Regions from separate parts of the Mus musculus genome. Here region 1 is linked to region 2. Evidence: chromatin loops called from intact Hi-C (ENCODE). Cell type or tissue: heart. All regions are shown on one strand.

The links. A loop is a pair of places that touch in the nucleus more often than their neighbours do. Peaks named below come from ENCODE experiments on the same cell type or tissue, not always from the same donor. Only the 100,000 strongest peaks of a DNase experiment are listed, where the experiment ranks them.
Region 1: it touches region 2 in a loop (2.7-fold over the local background); 4 of 42 quality-filtered maps call a loop at or near these places.

Annotation. Positions count from the first base shown.
Region 1 is chr1:133,488,208-133,496,207 of GRCm38, reverse strand. No RefSeq gene overlaps it. Among named protein-coding and RNA genes, the nearest start is that of Sox13, 68 kb to the right of the region's middle. RefSeq lists an enhancer at 2,147-4,339. In heart, CTCF peaks have their summits at 3,135 and 4,127; DNase peaks (open chromatin) are centred at 2,647, 3,337, 3,857 and 4,167; H3K4me3 peaks cover 1,732 bases; H3K27ac peaks cover 2,761 bases.
Region 2 is chr1:133,583,149-133,591,148 of GRCm38, reverse strand. No RefSeq gene overlaps it. Among named protein-coding and RNA genes, the nearest start is that of Snrpe, 23 kb to the left of the region's middle. In heart, a CTCF peak has its summit at 4,946 (motif pointing right); no DNase peak of the experiment used is centred here.

The DNA of each region.
Region 1 (8,000 bases), 95 kb after region 2:
CTCTGCCCCACAGTCATCTGGCAACAGCCAGGTGTGCCTGACTCACTATAAAAGGGGCTGCTTGCCCCCTCCTCTCTCTCTTGCCTTCTTGCTCCTGCTCTGCCTCCCTCCCCATTCCTGCTTTTCCTCTCTCCCCACTCCCTTTCCCCCTCTCTCCATGTACTCATGGCCAAACTCCATTCTCTCTTTCTCTCTCTCTCTTTTCCTTTCTCTGTCTCTACCCCCTCAACTCCCCTCCCCATGCCCTGAATAAACTCTATTCTATACGATGCCATGCCATCCTGTGGCTGGTTCCTCATGGAGAAGGGATGTCCTCAGCAAGGGCCCAAAGAGGCACCCCCTTCCCCCACACCTTACCACACACTCACCAAACATATTCCTTCTCTCCTGATCGTTTTATAAAACCCAAGATTGGGCCTCTTCTGCACTCTCCAGCCACCTCAGATGATGCCTTGGCACACAGCTGGTGCATTCTCTTGGGTCTCTGTCTCCAAGCTCAGCTATGACCTCACTTTCACAACTCACAGGAATATCCACTCGCTCTAGAAAATTATGGGACAGCCTTTTCTTTTTCCTACTAATTTAGTAAACAGAAAGAAATGTGTTCCCCTATCAATAAATATACACCATTGTAGCAATGCATTGTTGGATTCGTAAGAAAACACCAAATTAAAAGGTTTAATCTAATACATTTTTTTCCACTTCACATAAGAAAAAATAATTTGCTGGTCATGGTGGTCCACACGATTAATACCAGCACTTGGGAGTCAGAGGCAAATGGATCTGTGAGTTTAAGGTCAGCCTGGTCTGCAGAATGAGTTCCAGGACACCTAGGGAGGGATACACAGAGAAACCCTGTCTCAAACAAACAGAAAGAATGAAAGAATGAAAGGAAGGAAGGAAGGAAGGAAGGAAGGAAGGAAGGAAGGAAGAAAAAGAAAGAAAGAAAGAAAGAAAGAAAGAAAGAAAGAAAGAAAGAAAGAAAGAACAACTTTAGAGATCGATGACTTGACCTTAGATGATGGAACTCATACATTTATTTTTGTTTGGTCCTCCTTAATACAACACTTTGCAACTCCATGTTCCTCTGCTCACATAATGACTGCTCAGGCTCCAAATAATCATAAACCCATCCACATTCTCCACATGGAAAAGATACTCTTCCTCTCCCACTTACATCGGACTTGCCCTCTGTAGCTGTAAGAAAAACCTTTGTTCTCTTGAGCATTGCCTTTGCTTTCTAGGTTCCCTGGATTTGGGTTTTGGTGGTTACTGAGACAAGGTCTCACTAGATAGCACAGGCTGACCTCACACTCTGCATGTAGTCAAGGGTCAAGGCTAGTCTTGAATTCAATGATCTTCTTGCCTAGGCTTCTCGTGTGTGTGTGTGTGTGTGTGTGTGTGTGTGTGTGTGTGTGTGTGTGTGTGTGTGAAAGAGAGAGAGAGAGAGTCCATCACCGTGCCCAGTAGTATACTGCCTTCCCCACCACCTTTGAGACAAGGTTTCATGTAATCCAGGTTGGCTTTGAGATGGAGCCAAAAATGACCTTTAACTCCTAATGCTCCTCCTTCTACCTCCCAAGTGTTGGGATGATAGATGTGTGCTTCCAGGGTTTATTCGCTGCTGGGGACCGAGCCCAGAGCTTTGTGCACACTGGACTACTTTCCACCTCTGAGCCATGCTCCCCACCCCAGATGTTGCCTTACAACAGAGCTTCCGACCCGCTGTGGCCTCCACTACCAGCTCACTTCCCACTTCTCAACTTTGTTCTAGTTAGATGCTTTGATTTTCTTGGCCAGTGGCTATTTCCAGAGATCAAATCAGTAGCTGTAAAATGGATAAAACACTAAACATCAAAATCATTGACTATGTCAAACTTGAAATGCCATTGAAGACTTGGCAGGAGTGATTGTCAGTTAACTCAACTCTTCATTTCCTGGACTATGGAGTCCTAGCACTGGTCACCTGTAGTGAGCCCTATGGACAATGGGTCTGTCCCTGAGGAACTCCGGTTTCACTGATGTGTGGGCAGGGGACAAAGGGTATATGCCCAGTAGTTTCACACACAGGCCAGATTGGGCAGGGGGTGTCACACCCACATGTCTGAAGACACACACCATTTTGAGTTGTGGGGTGGGGAAGCTGATGAAGGGCCCAGAAATGGACTTAAGACCTCTGATGTGTCCCTGTATCCTTCCCATGTCCCCCTGCTTTAGGGTTTCCTGTATAAACTTTTGTATACGGCTCTCCTGGAAGTGCCAAGGGAGAGTCCAGCCACCATGCCCTCCCTGGTTCGACTGGGACTCTTACTGGCCACCAAGGTTACAACCCAGATTCCACTCCACCCCTGCCTTCAAAGTAGGCACGGGTACTTCGGGCTTCTTTTTTGCTGGAGTCTAAGAATCCTGCCAGTCATGGCTGGCGAAGTGAGGTAGGCACAGGACAAAGCAGGAATCAAAAGCAGTCTGGGATTTGAGAGGACCTGGCTGTCCTCTGGGCCTCTCCTAGTAGCTTCCCCTAACCCCAGACTGCACCCTCCCCTTCCTGTTCCCCTTCCTCCCCGAGCTCTGAGCAGCCAAGCTTAGCTTCCAGTCAGACTTTCCGGAAATCCCCTACCCAATTTCCATCTCCTGAAACAAAGACTCTCCAGAGGCTTTGCCCATTGTCCTTGGGACAGGAACAATGAAAGGGCGGAGTCGCCTCCGGCTGCGGGGCTGGCTCTAGTCCTGGCTGGTCTCCTGTTAAAGCATTGGCCAGAGCGCAGGGTCCCACACTTAGGGGCACAGCCTGCAGCCTTTCTTCTTCTAGCTGAACCTCTGAGTCTCAGGGCTGTAGCTGGACACCTGCCGTGCCTCCCGCAGGCTTAAAGTGGCCCCCGCTGCCTACTAAATCCCCTTCGTCCCAGGGGCTATTCTGCTCTTGCCCACCCCCAACTCAACGTCCAGTCCAGCTCCTCTGACCCTGGGGGGACCCGGCCCCTTCCCTACGGCTCGCCTTGCGGGGTCGGGTCACAGGAGGCCGGAGGATTCCAATGTGCAAATAAACACAAGTGGCTTTGATCAGGGCGACTGGCACAAGAAAAACGAGCGCCCTGGTCGCCAGAAAGGGGCGCTTGAAAGCGGGCTGAGGAAGAGCGCGGGGGAGCTCTATTCCTTTCGCTGCTCTGAAAACCTATTTTGTTTGAAAAAGAAAATAGGCGATCCTGGGAGAGGGCCCCCGCCAGGCATTTCAGACTTTCCCTGGAACCGAATATCCCATGAGTGGTTCTTTCTGTTCCCAGTAGGGGGTGGGCTGCCTGGACCCCACCCTCCCTGGAGGCCTCGCCTTTGGAACATCTCGGGTGCCCTAGGGAGAGACAGAGGCAGAAAGGAGCTGGGCTGGGGTGGGGTTGCAGGCTGGGAGGGGGCCGGGCCTATTGTCTCCCTGGGCACCAATCCACAGCCCCAGGCAGCTTAGAGAGGGCAGACAAAGGAGGGAATGGGAGGCACAAAGGGGCGCGGAATGAAACGGTAAGTAAAGGCAAACAAAAGTGAACCAGGGAGACAAAAGCTGGGAACAATATTCCCCAGGCAATAGGCTCTGGGAACAATAGGGACACTGACAGCCCCACAAAGACACCAGTGTCTCCAAGTAGACGTTATCTCAGGCAGTGGTTGGCAGCCCCGCTCTGGCTGCAGCTATTTTCAGTGCCGCTTTTGTGCCATGCTGAACAATATTCCTTGCATGGCTGCTGATAGAAAGATGAGAAGGTTTCTGTTTGATTCTCTCCTTCCTTCCCTCCTCCTCCCCCAGTTCCAGCCCTACCAGCTCCAAGGCACTGCAAGCCCAAGGCACTGGCCCCATCGGGGCTGTGTGCTTTGTGTGTGTGTGTGTGTGTGTGTGTGTGCTGGAGAAGACCCAGGCAGCAAGCCAAGAGGGTCTCTTGCAGCACTTCCGCCTGCCCTCCGACTGCCCAGGGCCACGGAGAGTGGAAGACAATGGAGAGTGGGAGATTAGGGCTGGGCAAGTAGAACTTGGGAAACCCAATTACCTAAAGTAGTGAACCCTTAAAGAGACCCACTTGGCATTCTTGGCCTCACTGTTGCTGGCTCTTCAGCAGAAAGGGGTCCCACCCTGCCACTCTGCTGCCTCCTCCTGTCGGTGATCCCCACCCACAGCTTCCTTCCCTTCTGTCCCTTAGCCTTGTGAGCTCCCAACCTCTCTTCCCAGCTACACCATAGCAAACCTAAGGGGTCAGCAAAGTCAACTCTAGTCTTAGGAAAGCATGGTTGTAGGATACTGGCCCCTCCTAGACCAGCCAGACTTTGCTCAAGACTGCCCAAGTCACATCCCACTGTGTTAGCCTCTCTGTGGTCAGAAACTCTGACCTGGAATTCTGACCCAGGCGCTCCTTTCTCATGGCTACTCTGCCAATGAAGAGAGTGACACAAGTCTCTTGGGATTCATTATGTATGGCTTCACTGTGGGCTTTAATGCAGCCTCACGTTACCTAACTGCTATGGATATTGTCATATTCAGGTCATTTTCTATGTGGCTCAACCCCTTTGAGGTCTCTAGCTTCCTACGACAACTTGCAACCAAACTATGGAGAAAGGCGCTGATAACAGGGTGTAGTGGGCCACACCTTTAATCCCAGCACTTGGGAGGCAGAGGCAAGTGGATCTCTGTGAGTTCAAGGCAGTCTGGCATACACACTGCGTTCTCGGACAACCAGGGAAAGAAAGAAAAGACAAAAGGGAAGGGACTGATAAAAACCTAAGAAACCAAAGGCTGTCATGAAGCTCTGCCATCAGAAGGTCCAGCTTTGTCAATGTGTTAGTGCCTGGGAGGCAGACGACACCTGTGCCTCTGCTGGCCAGCACCTGGCTTTGTGTTAAAACAGTGAGCACTCACGGAGGAGGGGCAGGACTGCAGTAGGTAGGAAACCAGAACTTCAGCTTAGCTGGTAGCTCGAATGCTGAGTCTGTGCTCTCAGCTCCAGCCTCTCCCTGTGAGAAAAAGGTACCCACAGGCTCCTCAGAAATGCCTTACCTGCATCTGCTCCCAAACCAACCCCTAAGACAAGAGCTCACCAAGAAGCCCAGCTGGACTCGAACTTGTCATTACTCTGCCTCAGTCCCCTGAATGCTGCCTATATAGGTTTATGCCACCACTCCTGGAAGGGATTTACATGTTAGCAAGATTCTCCTGTGACATAATTCCTGTGTACTGGGTGGCAATCTAGCAATTCGCTTCTATTTGTCATCTGACTAACACATACAGACACACACACACACACACACACACACACACACACACACACACACAGAGCATCTTTACACTCAAAGCGTGCTGTGGAAGGATAAACCCTGTTAGGACTTACCTCCTTGTATGAGCCTCTGATGATTGTTTTTGTTTTGTTTTGTTTTGTTTTTGGTTTGGTTTGGTTTGGTTTTTTTGAGACAGGGTTTCTCTGTGTAGCCCTGGCTGTCCTGGCACTCACTCTGTAGATCAGGCTGGCCTCGAACTCGAGCTCAGAAATTCGCCCGCCTCTGTCCCCCAAGTGCTGGGATTAAAGATGTGCGCAACCATGCCCGGCTGATGGTTGATTTTTAATGTGTTGTCAACTTGACTGGGACAGGAAGTGCCTAAACACTTGGTCAAACACTATTCTGGATGTGTTATTAGAAGAGATTAACACATCACTTAGAAGGCTGAGGGAAGGTTGGGGGGAGTGGTCGGCAATGAAGTACCTGCCAAGGACACAGAGACCAAATAACAGAAATAAAAACCATGATTGAATGACGGTGACTGCAGGAGTGGACCTCACTGACTAAAAACTTGAAGAGAACAAAGGACTGAGAAGGAGGGTCCTCCTACTAGGGTCCTCCCACCAACTCCCACCAGCACACCATACTGGCTGCATCACCTGCCTTTGCACTTTAACTCACTGGTTCTCAGTCCTCAAACTTTTGACCATTGGACCTGACTTCACAGATTTGTCTCTTCTGCTACTCTGGCCTTGAGACTAAAACTAGAGCCACACCATTGCTTTTCTAGGTCTATAGCTTGCTGACAGAGATTTTAGGCACCCGTCCCTCCCCCTTGGTTCCGGATACTGAACCCATTCCTCTCTCTTATGTACACACCCACACCCCACTGGCTACAGTTTTTGGTGCAAAGAAATAGGGTGCTACTTCATGAATGAATACTTCAATGTGTATTTTCTTTTGTTTTTTTCTTTTCTTTTTAACAAAAAGACATTTTCTTTTTTCCTCTTCTTCTTCTTCTTCTTCTCCTTCTCCTCCTCTTCCTCTTCCTCCTCCTCCTCCTCCTTCTTCTTCTTCTCTATAAAAATTCATTTATTTTATTTATATGAGTATACTGTAGCTGTCTTCAGACACAGAAGAAGGCATCAGATCCTATTACAGATGGTTGTGAGCCACCATATGGTTGCTGGGAATTGAACTCAGGACCTCTGGAAGAACAGTCAGTGCTCTTAATCTCTGAGCCATCTCTCTAGCCCCCTTTTGGTTTTTCAAGACAGGGTTTTTCTGTGTAACAAGAGCCCAGGATGTCTGAACTCATTTTATAGACCAAGCTGGCCTCCAACTCACAGAGATCCTCCTGTTTCTGCTTCCTGAGTAAGGGAATTAAAGGCATGTGTTAGCAAGCTTGCCAAGTGTGTTTTCTTGTTGTTATTTTTGTTTTGTTTTGTTTTGTTTTGTTTTGTTTTTGTTTTTGAAATAGGGTTTCACTCTGTAGTCTTGGTTATCCTGGAATTCACTGTGTAGACCAAGCTAGCCTCAAAGTCATAAAGATCTGCCCGTCTCTGTCTCCCAAGTGTTGGGATTAAAGGTGTGCTTCAGACAAGGGACGATTCAAAAAACTTAAGAACAGTAACACATGTTTATAATTCCAGTTTAGGAGCAGAGGCAGGAAGATCATGAGTTCAAGACCAGGTTGGGCTATTTAGTGTGGTGATAAGAGAGCTTGCCTTCATGTGGCCCTGGGTACATGATGCCCTGGATTTTACCCTTAGGCTTGCATAAACAAGCCATGGTGGCATGATGGCATACGCTCAGGAGATGGAGACAGAAAGACAAGAAGTCTGAGGTTAACCTCAACTATGTGGTGAGTTCAAGGCTAGCCTGAGCTACAAGTCTAGTCTTAAGGGGGAAAAAAGAAGAAGGAGAAGGAGGAGTTGGAGGAGGAGGAGGAGGAGGAGGAGGAGGAGGAGGAGGAGGAGGAGGAGGAGGAGAAGAAGAGGAGGAGGAGGAAGAGGAGGAGGAGAGGGCTAGGCTGGAAACACAGTTCAGCTATTAAGAACAGGCACTGTGCAGAGGCAGGTGGATTTCTGAGTTCGAGGCCAGCCTGGTCTACAGAGTGAGTTGCAGGACAGCCAGGGCTACACAGAGAAACCCTGTCTCAAAAATCCAAAAAAAAAAAAAAAAAAAAAAAAAAAAAAAAACAGGCACTGTTCTTCTACAGGACCCAGGTTAGATTGCCAGCACCACATGGCAAGCTCCCAACTGTTAGAAATGCCAGTCCTAGGGGATCCAACTCTGCTGGCCTCCACAGGCACTACACGGATGTGGTACAAACTTAAATTCATAGAAATAAATAATAATAATAAGTAAAAGATTAAAGAGGGCATCAGAGCTACCTTCTTGATGTCCAGGGTGAAGCTACTGCTCTAGTTTCAAGATAGACTTGGTCTAAAGCTTTAAATGGTCCCTTAGCAGTGAGATGCTACCCAGTCGTGTTTCTGGAGTGTAGACCTACCTGGCTGAGCTGTGGAGGAGACCGCTGTCCAGTCTGAAAGGCAGCATCAAGCCAAAGAGAATTGCCCATGAACCATACCATCCAGCAGAATGCACCTGGGATGGCTGGGGTCTTTGCTTCATTTTACTTTTTTCTTTTGGGGAATGCAAATGACTCCTATACATCTCGGACTTCACATATTCATAGATGGAGAATGATTTTGTCTCTGGCTTTGTTAATTCCAACCTACCCACTT
Region 2 (8,000 bases):
ATATGGCTTAAGTTTTTGACTTTTCATGTCTGAAAGACAAAATGATATCGGTTGACTTTTTCTTTTAACATTTTTTTTTACTTGTTTAGTATTTTTGTTTCTGTTAGACTGTTTGTTTTTGAGGCAGGGTCTTATGTTGCCCAAACTGGATTTAAATTCACTGTGTAGTTGAGAATGATCTTGAACCGATCCTCCTACCTGTGCCCAGCAGGTACCGAGAGTGCAGGCATGTGCCACTCCACTGTCTTTTAGCACACTGACTACATCATATAGTCTTCTCTAGTGACCCTTGACTTGCTGTCTGTCCATTGAGGAGGTAGCCCCTCTGCTGGTCTGTACATCTTTGGCAAGGGTAGTCCTTCAGGATTTAGTATAGCATATGATTATGGAAGGACCAGAGAACTTAGGTCGGGAAAGTTTTCAGTGTGTTCCTAGTTGGCTAGGCTGCTACCTTTGTACTGGTGCTGGGTGGGACTCCTACCTGGGTAACATCTGCCCTGTGTGACCGCTGTAGACTCTGCCATTCAGCAGAGCTCTTAGCTGGTACTATTCAGACTCCTGGTTAGGGTAGTCCCAGCATGTATTCACTGGCTTGGTGATACCAATTTTTGGCATCTTCTGTTGGATAGTGATATAGGCTGGGCTCCAAGGTTAGAGAGATTTACTGGGTGGATGGCTTAGAACAGGTGGCCCCAGAGGATTTCTTCATAGAAATGTGTAATTGGAAGTTACCCATGTCAGTGGGAGACAGTGAGTGGGGTGTTGGCTGAGCTGGGTCTAGCTATCTCTTACATATCTGTTCATGGGTGGAAGTCTTCCTCACTCTTCATGACTGTGATCACTGAGTGGGCTTTTTGAGAGACTGGAGCTGCTGCTTGACTTTCTAGACCAAACAGGTCTAGCTCTGTCCCGCCTTCCTCTCTGAGGGTTCATTGGAGTAGCTAGCTACATAAGGACACAAGCTAGGTTCCCATAGTACTTCTGAAGACAACCCACACAGACCTGTAGATGAGGGCATGAGATTGGCTTAGATCTTGAATTGAGTGCCACAGCTGTTAGGACATAGATATCATCAAGATATAAGTGGTCCCCGTGACCTTTTCTTTGGGCCTGAGGCAGGTCAGTCTAGCTCTTTATTACTGCTAGTAGTTTGCTTGGGAGGAGACTGGAGTGGCTTCTAGCTTTGAATATTAGAGAAGTCCGTAGCTGCCACCAGTTCTCTTTCCATTTAAAGACATCCAAGAAAACCTCTCCCCTGGTGCTGTCCAGACTTGAGGAAGAAAGAGGAGCAACACGATTCAAGTCAGAGTGTCCTAACTCCACCTCCTTCTCTTCTTGTTCTTAGATTTATTTAATTTGATGTGTGTGATTCTTGCCTACATGTATGTCTGTGTGCCACATGCATGCCTGATACCCTTGGAGTTCAAGAGAGGGCACCAGATCTCGTGGAACTGAAGTTACAGATGGCTGTGAGCCACCATGTGGGTACTGGAAACCAAAGCTTGCTCCTCTGCAAGAGCAGCTGGTGCTCTTAACCACTGAGCCATCTTGACAGCTTCTTGTTCTTACATTTCAAATTCCATTTTTATTCAGCTCTGGAAATCTAGCACATACTTGTTTCCAAGTGACAGTTGTCAAAAATATCTTCTGGTCTGGATAGACCCGGATACTTGAACTTTCTTCAGGTGCCACATTCACCATCTTACCCATTCCGTTCTCTGTCTTTACCTCTGTGTGTACATTTTGAAAGGTTGGCAGGAAGGAAAGACACATGAGAGACAAGCAACTTAAGATAGTGCAGGCCTTCACTGAGAGCAGAACCTGTAGAGTGGTCTCTGAGGATGGGAGCCTACCATTTCCTTACAGGCTGGAGTAGCTATAGGACAGAAAGACAAGATTGGGAGAGAGGCTGAAAACACCATCATGGTGGCTTACAAACATCAGAACTCTACTTCCAGGGAGCCTCATGTCCTCCTCTGCTCTGAGGGTAGCAGGCATGCAGGCAGTCCACATACAGACCTGCAGGCAACATTCTCACCTGAAGTTAAGTCCCCTTTTTGGTTTTCACCTGCCATTACTAGGAGTGACCAGTGAGTCCCCAGTTAAAGAATGTCAGGTGATGGATAAACATCTCATTGGATCACCATTACTGGGGTCCTGAGGGTAGGGCAGGCTGGAAACTAGAGAAGCTACCTACTTTAATTCTGGAAAGCACATTACCATAGCTATGGCTATAGTCAAAGATCCACCACAGCGGAGAATCTTTACAAAACGGCATATTTCCAGATAAGTAGACAGATACACTTGGACATATTTCCATACTACACAGTTGTGACATAGCCTGTTATATCTCGGTAATATCTCTGCCCCATTGGTAAATATTTTAGGGTTAAGACTTTTGTATTTGGATTCAGAGCTACACACCTGCAGTCTCAGCTACTTGTGGGATAGACAAAATTGCCAGAGCCATGACTCATCTGGGATATAAGAGACAGTAGAATGAGTCTTGGCGTGATGGCACACACCTTTAGTCCCAGCTCTCAGGAAGCAGAGGTAAGTAGATCTCTCTGAGTTCCAGACCAGCCTGGTCTGCAGCTTCTATAGCAGTGATTCTCAACCTTCCCAATGCTTCTACCCCTCAATAAAATTCCTCATGTAATGCTGATTCCCAACCACAAAAGTCTTTTGTTGCTGTTTCATAACTGGAATCTTGCTACTGTTAGGAATCATAATGCATATCTGTGTTTTCTGATGGTCTTCAGTGACTCCTATGAAAGGATCCTTCAACTCCTAAAGAGGTAGTGGCCCACAGGTAGAGGAGAGTGGCTGCCTGATCTAGAGCTTTATAGTAAGACCCTGTTTCAATAAATACATTTTAAGAAATGAACCTCCACATGAAACATATATACTAACGTTAATTAAACAATTAACTGATGGCTGGCTGGTGACATGGCTCAGTGGGGAAAGGCACTTGCCATGCAACACTGACAACCTAAATTTACGTCCTAGATCCCATGGTAAAAAGAAAGAACTGACTCCCCCAAATACCTCCACATTCCTGCTGTTGTGGATGGTAGCACACACCTTTCATCCTAGAACTCTGGAGGTAGAAGCAAGCAGATCTCTTTGAGTTCAAAGACAGCCTGGTCTACATACAAAACAAGTTCTAGGACATCCAGAGCTACATAGTGACATTCTGTCTCAAAAAAGAGACCAACACACACACACACACACACACACACACACACACACACGGTGGTGCATAGCTGTAATTTTGGAATTTGGAAGGTAGAAGGAAGATTAGGAATTTAGTCATCCTCAACTACGTAGTGAATTCAAGGCCAGAAAGAGCTACATGAGACCCTAGCTCAAAACACTAATGAAATACCACAGAGCTTGACAGTGGCAGTAGATCACCTGCCTGGCATCTGCAAGGCTGGGCTTGACACACCCAGGGGAGGGTGGCACTTGTAATGTGCAGTCTTGTTTATTTATGTATTTCTATGATATAGAGTCTTAGAATTGCTATATTGGACTGTAAGGGTTTTTTTTTCACTACCTCCTCCTTCTTCTGAACATATCCCTTCCTACTTTATGAGCTTCCTATTGTTGTTCTATAACCCACTGCATTTAATTATAGTTAACTGCATGGATATAGAGTTATTTACTGGGTCATGAACAACTTACCAATGGATGTACCCCTGGGGGAAAAATGACTTCCTGTAACCACTAACTCCCCGTAATGGGGTGGGGTCTATCCATCTTGGACTACTCACAGGCTTGGCCCTGTGCGCTCCTACACAGGTCCCCACTGCTGCTGTGTTTATGTTATGTCCAAAAGGTACTGTTTCATGTCACTGTACCCGTCCTCTGGCTTTTACACTCTTTCTGCCTCCTTTTCTGCAATATTTGTAGTCCCTGAGTGGCGCATCACAAAAGCCACTGTGCCTCGAAAGCCATCAAAGTGGCAACAGGCCCCTCCTTCCTGTCTCAACCTATGGCCACTGCAGTAAAATATCCTGCAAGAGCTGTCCAAAGTGGTGGCTCCTGTCAAAATGGTGGCACCACAACCTCTCCTCAGCCTGCAGCCTTCTCAGGAGGTGTCCACAGGAGCTGACACCTTTCCTGCCTCAGTCTACAGCCTTAGTGAACACACCACTGCAGGAGCTGTCCCATAGGAGCTGTCCACAATGGCAGCACCTCCTCTCCAGCCGTTCTCCCCGCCTGCCCCCCCCCTCCCCCAAGCAGATCCACAGAGATGGCACCTCAGCCAAAGCCACCTATGTCAGGAAGGACTTCCCACCCTAACCCATGGGCCCCGATGCAGGGAAAGGGGGTGGAAAAAAAAGCCACCAATTCCTGAGCAGGAAACCCACTAATCCCTGAGCAGGAAACCCACCAATCCCTGAGTCTCCCAAGCTCAAGATTGAGCTTGAAGTCCCACCAGTCCTCACTCTGGAAATTTCTGCCCGAGAAGCTCCGCCCCCGCCAAAATACCATCTAAGCACTGCCCTTGGCCCAATTCCCTGTTGCCCACTCCTGGGAGCAGAATCCCTGGATCCTTCAATAAATCTCCCTGGATTTGTTCCTCTCCACACCCTGGATCCTTCAGTAAATCTCTTTCATGAAGATTTCTGCCTGGTGTGACTCCCTTGTTAGAAGAAAAGAAGCAATGAAAAGAAAAAGTGAAGAAGGAGTGGGGCCGAGGCTCCTGAGCTCCTGAGCTCCACTGGGGATCCTTTTTCCCAGGAGCTGCAACACCTCTGCTGCAGAGGCATCCTCTCAGTTCCTGGAGAGAACAGACTTCTGAAAATGCTCCTCCGATTGCCACGCACAGACCATGGTCTGTACATGCCCACCCACCCCCAATGCTAAAATACAAATTTAAATCTATTTTTTTTTTTTAAATGTAAGAGTGCTCTGTCTGCATGGACACCTACATGCCAGAAGAGGGCATACAGCTCTCCAGTTGACAAATCTGAAGTTATTCCCGTGAGTCTGCCTTTATATGTGTCTTGATGCTTCTCTCTTGCCACGTTCAATGTCCTTTTTTTGTTCAGTGTATTTGGTGTTTTAATTATAATATGCTGACTGAAGGCTCTTTTCTGATCTGTTTCCTATCCTAAACGCCTCCTATATCTGAATTGCCATTTCTTTCCCTAACTCTAAGAAATGTTCTGTCATGATTCTTTGAAACAGGTTTTCTATGCTTTTGAAATGTGATTCCTCCTCCTCCTCCTCCTCCTCCTCCTCCTCCTCCTCTTCCTCCTTCCATGTGTATTGCCTGTAGATTTGGTCTTTTCAGAATATGTTGGTGTGGTGGTTTGAAGAATGGCCTCCATAGGCTCATGTATTTGAATGCCTGGTCATCAGAAAGTGGAACTACTTGAGAGGGATTAGGAGGTGTAGCCCCGTGGAGGAAGTTTGTTACTTGGTGTGGGTGTGGGGTAGGGATGGAACTTAGGGGTTTCAAAAGTCTAAGCCAGTCCCAATGTCTTACTTTTCCTGCGGATCTAGATCTAGAACTCTGAACTACTTCTCCAGCACCATGTCTGCCTCTGTGCCACCATGTTCCCTGCCATGACAAAAATGGATTAAACCTCTGAAACTGTAAGCAAGTCCCAACTAAATGCTTTCTTATATAAGAGATGCTGTGGTCATGGTGTCTCTGCACAGCAATAGAACACTGACTAATACACATAGAGATCTTGGAATTCCCACTGGTGCCATATTGCTGGATTGTTCCTTTAAATTGTCTGGCTGTCCTGGACCTCGGTCTGTACACCAGGCTGGCCTTGAACTCAGACACCCATCTGCCTCTGCCTCCCAAGTGCCTGGATTAAAAGCGTGCGCCACCACCGCCTGTCAGCTCTGTGCCTCTGCAATCATTCAATTACTGAGACTTCCCGAAGCCTTTGGGTTGACTGCTTGACTTGTGTTCTCATTGCCAACTGTGCCTGGTTTTTCTTCAGCATTTCTTTGTTAAATTCCTCCTTTATATTTTGTGTTGTCTTTCTTATTTCATTCAGGTATTTGTTTCTTGACTGGGAGTTCTTTTTTTTAATTTTTTATTTCTTAGAACACAGTTATTGTTTTGAGTTCTTTGGGATTTCTAATTTATTCTCCCTAGTTGCTCTTACTGTAGGGTTAGTAAATTTTGGAGTAGTTCTGCTGCTTGGGTTGTTTGTTTGTTTGTTTGTCTGTTTGTTTTGTTTCTTTGTATTTCTGCTTTGGGGCTGATCTGCCTCGGGTTTCAGTTGAAGTATTTTCAGGATTCAAGTGGGGCATGGCTGTGGTAGAGTGAATATGCCCACTATACAAATTGTCACACAGCCAAGGAACAACAGTGGTTCTTTGACTTCAGTAATTGTTGGAGGATAAACGATCAAAAATAACATGGTTTGAATTCAAATTTTAGTTAATAGTATTAGGAGTGGAAGGGAAGGCGTTTGGGTGAGGGTAGCAAAGATGTCAGATCAGGTTTGAAAAGAGAAACTGAGCCAGGTCGAGCAGCCAACTCACTGGCTCCAGAAGTATAGTATGTATTATTTTTATCACGTTGAATTTGCAAGCTTTGTCAGATACCTACAGGATGATTTATATTGACAAATATAAATCCACGTGTACTTAAAAGAATGTATGTTCTTTGGGGGAACAGATTAAATTAGTTTAGCTCCTATATGTCTTTAACCTTACTAATTTTCTGTCTCCTTATTTTCTCTCTCTCTCTCTCTCTCTCTCTCTCTCTCTCTCTCTCTCTCTCTCTCTCTCTCTCTCTCTCTTTTGATACAATATGTAACCCAGGCTGGCCTCAAACTTCCCAAACTTTGTACATAGGCAAGGATGGTCTTATACTTCTGACCCTTCGGCCTCTGCCCAGGGCTTAGAGGTGTATATTCTTACACCAGTTTATGCAAGGCTGTGGCTCAAACAAACCCAGGGCCTCAGGTATACTAACTCCATACACAGAAGACACCCCAGCCTCTCTTCTCCATCTTAATAAACAAAGTGGTTTCACCATAGATGGCTCGTGTCCAGCCTGACAATTACTGCATTTAATTGAGGTATTTTGTTTACCCTGAGCATAGCTATTAATGTAGTTAGCTTAAATCTACCATCACGAGGTACAGCCCATTCTTTATAAGTCCCTTGCATGTGTACTGCATGCAAAGCACTGACTGCCCTTTGTTCCAGACGATCCTTTCAAGGATTTTTATGTGGAAAACAGCCTTGGAGGATAAAGATAGTGTCTCCCACCAAAGCAAGAGGCAGACATGCTCACTACCCACACAACAGCGGACAAACAAACAAGAAAAATTGGTCCTTCAAACATCTGTGTTTTCTCCTATAATACAACGCTGTGTGGGTTCATTGCGTTGCTCTGTGGAAGCTGGGGTTTGGCAAACGGGGACAAAGAGGGCAGTGCTCTGGTTACTGCCCTTGAGGTGAGCCATAGGTTCTCCTGCTCTGAGCTGTGGCTTATAAATCCCCCAGTCTTCCCTCCCTCCCTCCCTCCCTCCATCACTGTTCCTAACAATCCACCAGTCTTCCCTCCCTCCCTCCATCACTGGGCCTAACAATCCACCAGTCTTCCCTCCCTCCCTCCCTCCATCACTGGTCCTAACTTTATTTGGGAGGAGGAGTATTGTCACTGTGGGTTTTATAGCTGTTGTATTTTTTGGTTCTCTGTGAGTGTTGTTGTTTCTGAGACAAGCACTCACTATATAGTCCAGGCTCACTTTGAACTTCCTATGTCACCTTAAGTGGTCTTGAACTAGTGCTCCTCTTGCCAAAGTCTCTCCTGCCCCAGGGCTGGGACCACAGGTGTGTGCCACCTGATACCTTGGTTTTGTTTGTACCGTTGCTTCCTTTGTTTCTATGCCTTCTTCTTCTTCTTTTTTTTTTTTTTTTTTTTACAAATATGCTTTTTAATGATTTATTTGTTTACATTTTCTGTGCACTGGTGTTTTGCCTGTATATATTTCTGTGTGAGAGGGCCA